2 separate regions of the Homo sapiens genome follow, and region 1 is linked to region 2. The links are chromatin loops, found by intact Hi-C in ENCODE. Cell type or tissue: ascending aorta. All regions are shown on one strand.

Evidence for each region. A loop is a pair of places that touch in the nucleus more often than their neighbours do. Peaks named below come from ENCODE experiments on the same cell type or tissue, not always from the same donor. Only the 100,000 strongest peaks of a DNase experiment are listed, where the experiment ranks them.
Region 1: it touches region 2 in a loop (4-fold over the local background); 69 of 110 quality-filtered maps call a loop at or near these places.

The regions. Positions count from the first base shown.
Region 1 is chr18:63,338,459-63,346,458 of GRCh38, forward strand. It overlaps KDSR (3-ketodihydrosphingosine reductase), which reads right to left. Exons shown (of 10, transcript NM_002035.4): 7 at 5,952-6,035; 8 at 342-425. Among named protein-coding and RNA genes, the nearest start is that of BCL2, 23 kb to the left of the region's middle. In ascending aorta, CTCF peaks have their summits at 1,647 (motif pointing left) and 3,947 (motif pointing right); no DNase peak of the experiment used is centred here.
Region 2 is chr18:63,434,926-63,442,925 of GRCh38, forward strand. No RefSeq gene overlaps it. Among named protein-coding and RNA genes, the nearest start is that of VPS4B, 16 kb to the left of the region's middle. In ascending aorta, a CTCF peak has its summit at 4,522 (motif pointing left); DNase peaks (open chromatin) are centred at 3,486, 4,536 and 5,551; H3K27ac peaks cover 1,524 bases.

The DNA of each region.
Region 1 (8,000 bases), 96 kb before region 2:
GGAGAGAAAGCAGCCAGGTGTATATGGGACATAGTATATATCGTTTACACTCATAGGAAAGTCTCATTTTCTTTTTAAAGAACCGGTGTTTCCAGACATCCTTCTAGTAAACCTGTTCCTCAGATTAAGGTATACAATCAGTTTTCAGGAGGCTACTCACTAATATGGAGTCAATAAAGCGTCTAAAAGAAGAAAAGTTGAGTCCAATATTAGATATGACAAATCTGACAGACTAAAAAATTCTAATAATTGATGTTTTGAAGTAAGTCCTTGGACAAATATCTTTTCAGAAATATAGTACTACAAACACAAATAGTACAGAAAACAAGGATTTTACTTACTATGGCATCTTTAACAATTTGTTTGGCCACCTGTTCTGGTTTGCACACAGATGTGGTCTCTGAAATAAGTCGAGTCTCCAAAGGCTAAAAGTGGAAAAACATGTACATAACAATATCATGATTGCCCATTACATTAAAAATAAATTATTCTTACAGCCTCCTGATTTACAAATAATTCCAATTTTCTACCTTTGGGCAGATTCCTATTTCTAGAATAAGGTCCATCTGGATTCTAAATCAGTGTCTACCTAGTTACTACGTAAAATTCTACCCAGTAGCTAACACAAGACAAGGAGGCCTTTGCCATTCTCTTAGAACATACGGAGTCTTGGCTCCACTGAGGACCATCAAAGCTAGAGTGAGAACACATCACTGGATACAAGTTCAGAAAGACCCCCTTTGACTCCTCAGTGCTGGCCGGACACCTGAATGATGGTGCTTTTCTGTAGAGGCTAGACCTGTGTCCAGAGCAAGCCTGCTCCCAAGACCAGCAACTCCATTCTGACCATATTCCCAGGTCAGCAGAGGGCTGATCCCTGGGGATGAACCTGGCGCCCAAGGCAGGGACAGTCGCAACCCAGCCCCCATTCAACAACTGCAGATGCTTCTTAAAGGACTTGCTGAGGAGGCAAATGCACAGGACACTGAAACAGAAGGAGCCACTTAGGAGATAACCCTGAGTGGTCCCTAGATGGGCTGCATGCTAGTTACCAGGCTGGAGCTGCAGACCCCAAATCTTAGCCTTTTCTTCCTCAAAAGGTCCATCTCAACTCTTACCTAACTCAAAAAGCCTTCCCTAAATACCTAACTGGCAGTAACCTCTCTCTTTCTTCTGTGAACATTTCTGTTTTAATACACATTATAGCTACTTGTGCATTTGCATTTTACCTCCTAAGTTTCTTGTGGGCAGGGCCTTTTTTGTAAGAAATTATTTATCTTTGGCTTTTCTTTGCGATGTCTTGCATATGTGTGCTCAAAAATTATTTCAGTTAGTTTCAATTAGAAGTGTCAAATAATTTCAAGTAGAAGTGTCAAACAAAAGCCTTAAACTGCATGAGACTGTAAACTTTACCACGTAAGCTTGAAGGAATTAAAGAAAATAAAAACCAGATTATATTTTCTTAAAATAGGAAAGTAAAGTATTTCATAAAGATCAAGTATTTCTTATGAACCTTTCTTAAGAGAAAGGCTGTTTTGAAGGAGCCACGATTCATTCTTCCAGACCCCCAGGCTGGCATAACCACACTAAATACACATAAGATTCTAAAGTACTATGGCGCCCCCTAAAGGGCCCACACATCAATGTAGAATTGTATTTACCCCCAACAAGTCTGCCCAAAATTTTACTGAAAAAACCCCAACTTAATCAACATCAGAATCAAACCTTAACAGGGAAATCACCACCCTTTGTCAGCTCTGGCTTCAAACTAAAAGACTGCATACCGAATGTTGCAAAGCTGCTTAGAAGATCTCTGCTTATTCTAAGACAGGACATTTGGCTTAAATTTACTTCTTTGAAATAGCAGTAATTTTTAAAAAGGCAGAGCCAAAGAGAAAAGAATAGGGGGAAAAAACCTAAATCACAAACATCTTTCTACAAATATACAGTCTAGGGAGTTTAAGTGCCAATTTTTATGCTGCAGAGATTCACATTTACAAAGTATTCGTATAAAAGAGAAAAAAATATATAAAACTAAAATTGGCCACAGTTCAAGGTGGTAAGTTCTGATTAATTCCTTTCTTCCCGCTTCACCTATTCATTTGCTCAAAAAAGCAACTACTATGTGTCAAGGCAAAGGGAATATTCCATTGAAAAAGTGTGAAGCTTATATTCAGCTCAGGATGACTGGCAGTCATTTTATATAAAAGATATGTCTGTTTTAAGTGCTATGAGAAGCTTCTGTTATAAGCTGTGATAAGTGCAATGGAGACTCAAATCATCAGACCCCAAGTCATCTCCTCTACGATGGCAAAAGATTAGCAATTTACTAACCAGATTCTTAATTCTCACCACTAAGAGTAGTTATAAGGCACTTTGTAGAAACAGAAAAATTAAGCAAAAGTTGGCACGTAGGTGGTGAGCTCCCCAGCCCTCCTGCCCTGCTTGCCTCCCACAACACAGACAGCAAGTCTTACTCTCCCAAAGGCAGAAGAAGACATGATTCCTCAGTAGGGAAACTGATCAAACCATGAGAAAAGTGAGCAGATGCTGGCATATGAGAATCTTCTAATGAAGTGGCTGCATCCCCTCCTGATCATCCTATAGTAAACAGCTGAGAAGCTAGAGATTTACAATTGGCATTTTAGTGCATCACTCTTAAATATGGACAATCAAGGATCAACAGACATTTCAGGAAGCCGGAAAAAACAACAACAGAGAAAAAGAAAGTAGGAGGAAATAAATAATACAAGATATAGAAGAAATTTTCAAACAAAACAACAGCAACAAAAAAACAAGGCTAAACATCCAGAGTGAATATCCTTAGACATAAGAGAAAATATGAAATCCATGAAATAAGGCAAGAAGCTATTTTTAAAAACTGTTTTAAATATTCAGAGAAAAGAGATCTAAAGTAATTTTTATGTAACCCAGTAGAAATAAAGATTTCAACAAAAAGGTTTAAGGATAAAGCGAATAAAAACCTAGAAGGGAGAACAAAAGGCCCAAGAGATTAAAAAAAAAAAGAGAGAGAAAATAGAAGGAAATTAGAGGATCAGTCCAGAAAGTTCAAAAATCTGAATAATAAATGCTCCAGAGAGAATGAACACTTGAAATACTTTGGGAAGAAAGAAGTGATAAAAGGAGTAATATAATAAAATGTCCCAGAACAAAAGTTGATAAAATAAAAGGGCTCATATGAAATGAGAAGATTTCATGCCAAAATCCATTAAATAAGGATAAAAAGGGACACAAGGTTTCCAAAAATAAATGGAAAAACAGGTTCTATACAAAAGGTTGGGAATCAAAATAGCACTGGATTCCACAGAAATTCTGGAAGCTGGAAATCAATAAATGCTCACAGAAATCTGAGGAAACATTATTTCCAAACTAGAAATCTGTACTTAACAAAACAATACATAAGAATAAAGAAAAATGGCCAGGCACAGTGGCTTATGCCTGTAATCCCAGCACTTTGGGAGGCCAGAGTGGGCCAGGAGTTGGAGACCAGCCTGGCCAACATGGTGAAACCCCGTCTCTACTAAAAAAAAATACAAAAAATCAGCCGGGCTTGGTGGCACGCACCTGTAATCCCAGCTACTCAGGAGGCTGAGGCACGAGAATCTCTTGAACCCAGGAGGCAGAGGTTGCAGTGAGCCAACATTGCACCACTGCACTCCAGCATGGGTGACAGAGCAAGACTCTATCACAAAAAAAAAAAAAAAAAAGGTTAAAATAAAAATAAAGGCATTTTCAGACATGTTGTTTCTAAAACAATATTACCTCTGATGTGCCCTTTCTCAGAAAATTGGTGGAAAATATTATAGCTCCACCAAAATGAGCAGATAAACCAAAAAAGTGAGAGTCATGGGCTCCGTCAAAGGGAGGGGAGAAGGGAACGTGCAGTGTGAGGTGAAGACAAGTCCTGACACCACCGCTGGGTGGCAGAACTAGAACAGACCAGGAACGGGGACGACCCCAGGAGAAATGTCTGAGGAAAAAAGAATGAATCTAATAGAATGTCCAATGTGCTCACATGGATCAAAAGGAGAATCTCAGTTCTGTTTGAATCTGGGACTGAATTAGTTATAGATAATTACAAAGCTAAGCAAATGAAAAGGCAAGAAAGGAAATGTCACTATAGAATGGTCCAAGTGTGCATAATATTAATATGAGCACTAAACCTGATTTAACTAAAGAGATGGGAGGAGTACACAGGGAATGGGGAACAGATATGAGTCTTAATGTTTTTGTTTTGAAACAAGTCTTACTCTATTGCCCAGGCTGGAGTGCAGTGGCGCAATCTTGGCTCACTGCAGCCTCGACGTCCTAGGCTCAAACTATCTGATATGGTTCGGATCTGTGTCCCCATGCAAATCTCAGGTCCAACTACAATCCCCAATGTTGGAGGAGGGACCTGGTGGGAGGTCACTGGATCATGGGGGTGGATTTCCCTCTTGCTATTCTCGTGATACTGAGTGAGTTCTCACGAGATCTGGTTGTTTAAAAGTGTGTGGCACCTCCCCTCTCTCTCTTCCTCCTGCTCCGACCACGTAAGACGTACCTGCTTTCCCTTTACCTAAGACTGTAAGTTTCCTGAGGCCTCCCCAGAAGCAGCAGACTGTACAGCCTGTGGAACTGTGAGCAAATTAAACCTCTTTTACGTGTAAATTACCCAATCTCAGGCATTTATTTATAGTAATGCAAGAACGGACTAATACACTATCCTTCCACCTTAGCCTCCTGAGTAGCTGGAACAATTCTAATTTTGCTTATTTTTTTGTAGGGAAAGGGTCTTGCTATGTTGCCTAGGCTGGTCTCGAACTCCTGGGCTCAATCAATCCTCCTGCCATGGCCTCCCAAAGTACTGGGATTACAGGTGTGAGACACCATGGCTGGCCTTAAATTTTTATTTTTTTATTTTTAATTTTAATTTTTTTTTTTTTTAGATATTGGTTCTCGCTCTGTCACCCAGGTCGAAATGCAGTACTACAATCATGGCTCACTGCAGCCTCAACCTCCCTGGCTCAAATGATCCTCCCACCTCAGCCTCCTGAGTAGCTGGAACTACAAGCATGTGCCACCATGCCTGGCTAATTTTTAAATTTTTTGTAGAGACAGGGTTTTGTTATGTTGCCCAGGCTGGTCTTGAACTCCTGGCCTCAAGTGATCTTCTTGCCTAGGCCTCCCAAAGTGCTGGGATTACAGGCATGAGCCACACTGTGCCTGGCCTGGTCTTAAATTTTATCTTCCACGGTAGAAAGTCAATAAATAATTTCTAAATCTTAAAAAAAAAAAAAGCAGTATAAACATGTTAGTTAAAATAAATGGCTACCTCTAGGGAGTAGGAATTGGGAATGGGAGAGATGAGGCAAAGGATTGATATTGGACTCTAAAACTGTGTGACATACTTCTTTGATAAAAATGTGCTGGAAATGGCTGGGTACAATGGCTCATGCCTATAATCTCAGCACCTGGGAGGCTGAGGAGGGAGGATCACTTGAGGCCAGGAGTTTGACACCAGCCTGGGCGACATAGTGAGACTCCATCTCTACAAAAAAATTAAAAATTAGCTAGGTGTGGTGGCACATGCCTGTAGGCCCAGCTACTCAGGTGGCTGAGGCAGGAGGATTGCTTGAGCCTGAGAGTTTGAGGATGCAGTTAGCCACGATTGTACCACTGCACTCCAGCCTGGATGGCAGAGTGAGGCCCTGTCTCTATAGAGAAAAAATCTGGTAGAAATTTAAACTTTAAGAAAATAAAGTGAGGGAAAAGAGGAAGGAAAGAAGGAATATTTGCCTGGAGAATCTCAAGGTCATCAGAAACCAGCTAGGCACTCTACCCAACAAACATTGTTGATTGGTGAAAACGAGTGTGAGCTGAAGAGTAGAAAGAAAATCAGAAAAGCAGTAAACATTAGAGGTTCAAATTGGGACATGTAGGATACTGACCTTTGTTCTGTTTTCTTCGGCAAAGCCAGGTGTGTCTGTGTCTGGTGGGTAAGCAACTGTGATGTAGACATTATATGGCTTCACCTGCATTTCAAAACAACACGTGTACCTTCAGTAAACAAGACACACTGAGGTCCTACACTGCCAACCTGCACTGGCTGCCCTGATTCCCAAAAAGCGGTGAGAACAATGGGGTGATTCTGTTAGGCGGGGAACTACACCAATTGCATTGAGAAACCCCTCTCCATGATGATTCCAGAATGTAGGCAAAAAGCTCACCCTAACCTGGACCCCAGAAAACAGCTGGCCCTAAAGTATGGCAAGTCACCTCCTTTGCAGTGTCTTCCACTCCTGCTGCCCAGACAGAGGCCCTGGGAGCCGTCCGACGAGGGCAGTGTTTTAAAAAGAGTCCAGTTCCCACACGCACTGCACAGCATCCAAGCCCTTTATCAAGGCAATGGGACCAGTCTGCCCCTCCTTTCTTCACCAGACTGTACATCTGTTTTTCCTTCAGACTGCTTCTGATACTCTTGTGTTGATTTCATCCACAAAATACATTGGGGTCATTAAAATCTGCTGCCCTATCCCTTTCTTGTGCCCTACTCCAAACCCAGTCCAGAACTGTCCCTGAGAAGTCTGCTTATTCCAGAGCTCCCTGTATAACCGGCCTCTGCACATTAGGAGGTCAAGAGTCACTTCCTCCTCCACTGAACCAACAAGAACCACTGGGTAGAACCTCCAAGTCAGACCAGCCAAGTACCTCCCCTGTGGACAACCTCAACCTGCATTCACATAGGGAAAGCCCTCTGCCTTATCTGAAACTCTATGTGGCTCCTCTAAATCTGACACTTGGAGCAGGTTGTTACACTTGTGTGCCTCACCACCATGCCTGCACACTTCACGCTTCACGACCCCACTCATACACACACCCCCAACAATTCCAGCAGATTCTTCTGCTGTTGGCCAGGACACCCCCTCCCACAGACTGCTCAGCCACAGCCCTGCTGCACATGCTTATCTTGCCCTGCTAATTAGCAACTCTAAGAGCAATGGTTCCTACCATGAAAATCTCTTTGCCATGATTTTTATTTGGTATTGGCTCACTTTTTTGTCCCTAGGAAACACCTAAGGGATCTGGAAGTGGAGAGGCAGCTGATAGATCAGCCACTGCACATCTTCAGAAGGGTACCCTAGGCTAAAAATCAACACCACTGCCTAATGTGACGGCCTTTAAGAGTAGCCCAGGGGCCGGGGGCAGTGGCTCACACCTGTAATCCCAACATTTTGGGAGGCCGAGGGGAGGGGGTGGATCACCTGAGGTCAGGAGTTCGAGACCAGTCTGGCTAACATGGTGAAACCCTGTCTTTAGTAAACATGCAAAAATTAGCTGGGTGTGGTGGCGGGTGCCTATAATCCCAACTACTTGGGAGGCTGAGGCAGGAGAATTGCTTGAGCCCAGGAGGCGGAAGTTGCAGTGAGTTGAGATCGTGCCACTGTACTCCAGCCTGGGTGACAAGAGGGAGACTCCATCCCAAAAAAAAAAACAACAAAAAAACAACAAAAAAATAAAAACAGTAGCCCAGAGTCTCATCTTATGCAGCCCTTTTTCGCCCTGGTTCCTTCAGTGAAGCACAGTTTTGAGGGCTTTAAGGGGAGCTTCAAGGGGAAGGAGAAGCACGCACAGGCCTGCAAGCAGAAGATCCAGGCCAGCCATCCTGGAAAGTGCAGTCGTGAAAGTGAGATGTCTTTGTGGGTTCCATTCCAGCACAATTAGGGTGTGGGACAGCCCATCCACCGGGCATTGCCAGGGCATGCAGCTTCACGGCCCAGCCATGCTCATAAATAGCTCTGGATCGGGGCCAGGTAGTAAGGCAGATGAGCCAGAAACTCGCTTCCACTTGTTTTTGAGATAGTGACTTATAAAAACCTTGTCTCCCCCAGCCTTGCCCTCTGCTGTGCATAGACCAGAGAAAAACACCACAAAAAATCCAACGAGTGGTCATTAGGCAGCCCACATAAAGACTGACATCGACTGCCCAGAAACTCACG
Region 2 (8,000 bases):
GAGTCCAGAAGTCCTAAGTTCTAAGCCTGCCTCTTCCACTCAACAGCTTTGGTGCCTTTCTCAGAGAGTAAAGGAAGGGGTTTGGATGAAAGGAGTCTGATGGAATCAGAAGACTTCAGTTCTATACTCAGCTATCCCACTGCCTTACCTTTTGACTTTGGGAAGGTCACTTAGCTTCTCTCTTTTGTCTTTAGTTTGCTTGTCAGTGAAGAGAAAAAGCTACATCACCTCTAAGTTATCTTGCTGCTTTAAATCAGTCCCTTGAAGCAGAAAATAATTATATCACTTGAAATTACTGTGGATGCTTAAAGTTGCACCTATGCTTTTATGCCTGCCTCTTGAGACTCCATGGTATAACAGAAAGTATTAGAGATTTTGAAGTGAGACTCAAGAACAGGCAATTACCTGGCTCATAGCAGACACTCAGTAACTGGTGGTGCTTTTTATTTTTACCTCTATGAACTACTTGATGCCAAGGTGTAGCATTATTCCTATGGGAAAATAAAGTAGACCGTATAACAGTCTCCTGTTTCTAGGGCATCACTGCGGCAGACACAGCATAATGCTATCTTATGTAATGTAGACTGTCAGGTATGAAATTGTAGGGAAACTTATTAATGGAGCCCAGTACTTTACAAAGGTATTGAATGTTACCTTTGTAAGGTCTCTCACTCAGATCTTGCAGTGAATTCTGACACTTAATGCCCAAGGCTTCTCCATGTAGTCGGGTCAGCTCTGATAGGCTCCAAGTTAGGGATATTCTACCGATTGAGTAAAGCTGCTCCTCTGCTTGGTGTTTTTCTCCATCCTTCTTTTCGGGCTCCTCTTTTTCACCAGCATCCCCAGCACATCACGCCCCCACTGCTCTGTGTTTCTGCATTTTTACCACATCGTGGATACTGTTGGATGCTTCCTTTTTCTTATTTTATTTTATTTTATTTTATTTTATTTTATTTTATTTTGAGACAGAGTCTTGCTCTGTCACCCAGGCTGGAGTTCATTGGTGCTATCTCAGTTCACTGCAAGCTCCGCCTCCCAGGTTCATGCCATTCTCCTGCCTCAGCCTCCGGAGTAGCTGGGACTACAGGTGCCCGCCATCACACCTGGCTAATTTTTGCATTTTTAGTAGAGATGGCGTTTCACCATGTTAGCCAGGCTGGTCTTGAACTCCTGACCTCAGGTGATCTGCCCACCTTGGTCTCCCAAAGTGCTGGGATTAAAGGTGTGAGCCACTGCGCCTGGCCAATGCTTCCTTTTTATTTTAGGAAAACAGAACAGCATGCGGGTTTCTGCCAACAGTGGCCACTGCCCTTCATCTCCTGTGCACCACCAGTGACCCTTATAACGTGCAAAGTTATAAACCCTTTCCATGTCATGCAGTGCTTGCTTTTGGAATCAACTTTAGATTAGTTCATTTATCCCATTTGGAGCACCTGTCATTTGCTATTCTCGGACCTGGGACTTCTTGTTGGCACTCAGAAATGAGCATTCATTCGTGGTGTTTCCAGCTTTCACAGTTTCACAGGGAACTCCCTGTGTAGGGCATGATCCCTATTTTCAAAGAGCTTACAATCTATTCACATATGGAGAAATAAGCAATACACAATCCTGTGTAATAACGGCGAGTAGTGTTACAAGCAGGAACTTCAGGAAGGAGAAGAGACTGTTTTGGGCTGGGCTGGGCTGGCTACTAAGAGGAATTCATTACTGAGCTGCCTCTCGGTAGTGGGAGAGGAGAAGCTGGGCTTTTCAAGAGCAGAAAGGCAGGGGCCAAGGTGGGTGGCAGGATGGGGCCAAGGTGGGTGGCAGGATGGTGCCAAGAATGTGGTCTGTGGAGATTCTTCCCTAGAGAAGTTTTAAAGAAAATTATTTTCCAATCAATTCATAAGCTCATCTCTGCTGTGGACATTCTTTTTACTCTAACCCAGAGAAGAAAAGCAGGTATCAGGTACTGGATGCCTGAGCCTGGCTAGACCACATAGCGACATTAAGTCCCGTTTCATCACCAGTTAATGTCAATATCATACGGTTAGTGTGACAGCTAAGATGCAGCATGTGACGATACTGAGAGGCCGCAGGTTCTTGATGAAGAAATATGTATATGACAAGTTGGGATTGGGATATATTTATCTCTGTAATTTATTTTTATTTATTTTATTCATTTATTTATTTATTTTTTGCAATGGAGTCTCGCTCTGTCTCCCAGGCTGGAGTGCAGTGGTGCGATCTTGTCTCCTGCAACCTCTGCCTCCCAGGTTCAAGCGATTCTTGTGCCTCAGCCTCCCAAGTAGCTGGGACTACAGGTGCACGCTGCCATGCCTGGCTAATTTTTTGTATTTTAGTAGAGACAGGGTTTCACTGTGTTGCCCAAGCTGGTCTCGAACTCCTGAGCTCAGGCAATCTGCCCGCCTCGGCCTCCCAAAGTGTTGGGATTACAGGCGTGAGCCACTGCGCCTGGCCTATCTCTGTAATTTATTAATCTTATGTAATTTTTTTTTTTAAAGAGACAGGATCTCGCTCAGTAACCCACGCTGGAGTGCAGCACTGCCATCATAGCTCACTGCAGCCTCAAATTCCTGGGCTCCAGCAATCTCACCTCAGCCTTTCAGGTAGCTGGGACCACAGGCATGTGCCATGATGCCTGGCTAATTATTTATTTTTTTGTAGCGATGAGAGTCTCACCATGTTGCCCAAGCTGGTCTTGGACTCCTGGCCTCCAGCAATCCTTCCACCTTGGCCTCCTAAGGTGCTAGGATTATATGCCTGAGCCACAGCCCCTGACCAATCTTATATAATTTTATATAAGCATTTATTTTCAAATTAATGCGCATACTTATGTGAATAAATCTAAACAAATAGGTTTCCTAGCTCTTTTTTTTCTGAAATATTTCTGTGATGGATTGAAAGAAATTTAAAAAATAATTTTAAAGAAATCTTATCAAATGTTTTAGCTCTGAAAACAGAAAATTGTGTCTGGATTGCTGCTGTAACAATGTAACACCAACAGAATGGCTTCAAACAACAGAAATGGAGCCTGGGGCATGGTGGTTCATGCCTGCAATTCCAGCACTTTGGGAGGTGAAGGCAGGAGGATTGCTTGAGCCTGGGAGTTTGAGACCCCCAGCCTCCACAGCATGGTGAAACTCTGTCTCTACAAAAAGTAGATTTTAAAAAAAGAAAATAAACTTGTCTGGCATGGTATATGCCTGTAGTCCTAGCTACTTGGAAGGCTGAGAAGGGGGGATAGCTTGAGCCTAGGGGTTTGAGGCTGCAGTGAGCCATGATTGCATCACTGCACTCCAGTCTGGGTGACAGAGCAAGACCCTGTCTTAAAAATAAAACCAACCAAACAAAAACCAACAGAAATATATCCTGTCACTGTCCTGGAATCTGGAAGTCTGAAAATCAGGGCAATGCTCCCTCTGAAGGCTCTAGTGAAGGATCCTGCCTGGCCTAATTCTAGTTTCCGGTGGTGGCTGGCAACCCTTGGTTCTCCTTGGCTTACAGACAAATCACTCCATCTCTGCCTCCATCGTCATCACATCATGTTCTCCCTCTGTGTCTGAGTCTCTGTGCCCAAATTTCCCTCTTTTTTTTTTTTTTTTTTTTTTTTTTTGAGACAGAATCTTACTCTGTCACCCAGGCTGGAGTGCAGAGGTGCGATCTTGGCTCACTGCAACCTTCACCTCCCTGGTTTAATTGATTCTCCTGCCTCAGCCTCCTGAGTGGCTGGGACTACAGGCATGCACCACCATGACCAGCTAATTTTTGTATTTTTAGTAGAGACGGGGTTTTCCCAAGTTGGCCAGGCTGGTCTTGAACTCCTGACATCAGGTGATCCACCCGCCTCAGCCTCCCAAAGTGCTGGGATTACAGGCATGAGCCACCAGCGCCAGCCAAAATTTCCCTCTTCTGACAAGGATACCAGTCAGCAATCAAGAACCCTGAGCAATGGCAACATGAACTGAAGCTAATTCATGATCCAAATATTACTAAATGGTTCCAAGGAGAAGCAGTATCTAGAGACAGTTAGCTTCAGATGAGTAACTGCCATGAAGAGCATTCTGACACAACGTGAAATATTGACTTCCAGGTCAACCTTTTGTTATAAATATTCTGTACAAATGACAGGATAAAGCTCCTTTATAAATAAAGTAATTACCTCAGAAAATTTAAGAATTTCACTCTTCTGTGTCTAGTGGTCTGACAAAGGAATTAAAATTATTTTAAAAATTGTGATTCAAAGGGTTTTAGAAAAAAATAAAAGCAGTTCAAATACTGTTGCTCCTTTTAATGGTTTTTTTTTTTTTTTGGTCATTGGATCAATCCCCAAATACCAGTTTCATCTGCAAATTTTAAAGAAATTCTCCCACTCTTGAATTAATTTTATTTTCTTAGTTCAGTCAATCTATCTCTTAATTAACTAACAATCCAGAATGTATTAAAGACAATCTGTATTCGTTAGTTTTCCAGTTTTTTGGTCTTAAGTGTGGTAAGAATGCCCTCTACTGGCAATGCCCCGAAAATACAGTTCTCTATCCGTGCAGCTGGAACAGGGGGATTCAACGGTAAGCAGCTTGCCTTTCCTTGTAGCCTTCCTTGAAAATTGCCAGAGGTAGTAGGCTCAGGGCTAGCAACACCGAAAGGCACAGATTAGGAAACCCACTGTGAAGTAAGCCTTGGCCCACAGCCCTCTGGGTTGAATTGAAAAACGCTTACTTCTCTACAGAGCAATGCTGTTCAATAGAAAAATAATGCAAGCTACAAGTGTGAGCCACATATATGATTTCAAATTTTCTAGTGGTCACATTAAGACAAGTGTAAAGAAACAAGTGAAAATAATTTTACAAATGTATTTTTATTAACCTAACATATTCAAAATATTGTAATTTCAACATGTAATCAATATAAAAAATTAATGAGACATTTTCAGTGTTTTTGTTGCACTGATCTTTGAAATCCGGTGTGTACTTTCCACTTGCAGCGCATCTCCATGTGGACTAGACACATGTCAAGTGTTTAGTAGCCCCATGGGGCTGGTGGTTGTTGTGCTGGACAGTACAGGACCGACTCCAGAAACAAAGACAAGACGTGAGGGATATGACTTTACCTGCTTCACAATTTATAATTCATAGCTCAGGGCAATACCTTACCATTTTCCTGAAATCCGTCTAGAAGAAGACCATTATACATTCATACATTCGCTTGCAAGAATCTAGAGGTCAATATTGTGTTTGTATCATTTTTGGCGCAACAACAATTATACAAAGTAGCAGCACCAGAACTCTGGAAGGTGGATTGACATTATGTATCCAGAGCTTACAAACATTCACAGCTTCCAGATCAGCAGTTATATTGATGGAGATTGTGGCAGTGAAATATGAGCACAGCTCTGGCTTTGGGGGCCAAGTTCCTGTTTGCTGGGTTGGGCTGTGTCTCTTTGCTGGGCTGGACTGCATTTCTGCTCCCAACTCTGGCAAGACTGGGCTCTCAGGATGGCTGTAACCCTCAGCAGCACATGTCCAGTCATCCCTGACAGGCCTGCTTTGGCCTGGGCCCAGGAACACTGACACTCCTTCGGACTGCTGGTCACACTTTTGGCTTGCTTTTCTTTCCCTTTCCCTTGGGGTCTGAGGTTGGGTGGGATGGGCTAGTTAAAAATTAGATGCATCCATAAAATTAAACTAGTAATCAACATGTATAATTTTACTAATAAGTGTATAATGAAACTAATTAAATGTATTATTGTTCATGAAGGTCTTTGTCCTCCAGGCTGTTTCGTTGGTTCTAATGAGAGGGAGCCGTGGGTTATGGTGAAAGGGCATGGCTTTTCTGGACCTTCTGCCCTGGAAGGGGTATCTACCCAGAGGAGATAGACAGAGATGCAGAGCAAGATCCATGGATAAATCTATTCAACCAGCCTTTTTTATATTAGGAACAAATAGAAACAAATATTCAACAGTAGGAAATTGCTTAAAAATATGACATTTCCATATGATGGAAATTATGTAGCTTTCAAATAAGGTTTCAATTAATGTTTTCCCTCTTTTGTTTTGTTTTGTTTTATCCATGACTCCATGACACCCGAGTTTTGTAGGGTTTATTATGAAAAGCATCAGCCCCTTTCCCTTTCACTTCTCCCCTCCCCAGATGTCTCACTACCTCTGAACTGGTCATTTTGAAATTTACTTCCAGTTCTCCAAATTAGCCACATGTATTTCTGTTTGTAGATTTTCGGCTTTAGTCATTATGTATTGGCTCTTAGTTCTGGAGGAGGCACTGAGCTTCTTCCCTTCCCATCCCCACCGTGAATGCTCACCTCTCCCGTTTCCTTGCCCTTCTCTCTCCTACGGCTTCAGCCTCCTCAGGCTGGGTGCTGCTTTTGCTTTTTTTTTTTTTTTTTTTTGAGACGGAGTCTTGTTCTGTCACCCAGGTTGGAGTGCAGTGGCATGATCTCGGCTCACTGCAACCTCCATCTCCCAGGTTCAAGTGATTCTCCTGCCTCAGCCTCCCAAGTAGCTGGGATTACAGGCATGCACCACCACGCCCAGCTAATTTTTGTATTTTTAGTAGAGACGGGGTTTTACCATGTTGGCCAGGATGATCTTGATCTCCTGACCTTTTGATCCACCTGCCTTGGCCTCCCAAACTGCTGGGATTACAAGTGTGCTGCTCTCTTTCTACCCACGCTTTGCCCTGACATTTGTCTCACATCAGATTGCGGTCATCCATTTCGTTGTTCATCTTCTTTGAGGACAGTCTATGCCTTTCCACTCTGTCTTGGGTGTCTGATGTATTCCAGACACTCAGTGTTTGAGGAAAACCAAACAAGGCATGTGGAAGCCCCTAGGCTGCTGCTTTAAGAAGGGCATGGAATGCTAGCAGCAAGTAAAGCCACCCCACCAGGAACTTACAAGGCAAGGGACTACCCTGCTGGTCTCCACCATCTCTCCAAACATGTTATAGCTTAACCAGCATTCCTCACCCTCCCAAGACTTCACTTTTATGTTGAGGCTTCTCTTTTCTCCCTGTCTTTATATTGGTCAACTTTCTCCCCAAGTCTGCCTATAATTGGGAAAGCAAAAAGTAAATCAAAATCAAGAACGTTTAAAATGAATAGTCTCATTGAACTATCCCAAGTGGAGCTGAATTTTCTCCTGAAATAAGATATAGAATGGTGAAGCTTTTAGATTGGGCCTTGAAGATCAGGAAAGACATCAACAGAAGAAGATAGGGCTTATTTTGCCAAAGGGTGGTCCCAGTAGTAATCCTTTGAGGCAGCGGAGTGGGGTGTGTTCCAAGGAAAGCCACCTGTTTATGTTAGTTATAAGTTAACTGTATTTGTAATAGAGATTAGGCCATAATATTGTTGCTGTTTAGATTTGATGCACTCTGGTCTTCCAGAGGAGCTTGTATATATCTGTGAAGTTTGTGAGTTGAATGTTCGTAAATAGAGAATCTGCTAGATTCTACTGCATACCAATTTTAGGACAGGCACCATTATTGATCCTGGAGATAGAAGCAATAAAAAAAGACATGGATCTTACAGTTCAGTAGGTGAGATAATCACAGATAATGAAATAGGTAATCATGTACAATAAATGCTATGATGAGAAGCTTCTGTGAGAGTGTTTAAAGGAAGAAGGAGGAGGAGGGGTGGTTAGGGAACGCTTCCCTTGAGGGAGGACTGGCCAAAACTCACCTTTCATTAGAGAAGATTGTAAGGGGATGTGGTGCCAGTGGGCCAAAGTCAAATTCCAAGTATTAAAGTGTATGGAGATGGGACAGGTATACAAAGAAATGTCTGAAAATACAGGTTAAATCATGCATGTAATGTTATACATTTTCAAAAATCAGATATACAAAAATGTAACTTTTTTGATAACTGAATTTAGTTCTCATAAAGGGAAAAATAGTCTGGCTACTTTTAAGTATATCCAGCTACATTCAGTAATTTGGGGGCATTACTGATTTAAAGCTTTGTCACAATTGGAACAAGC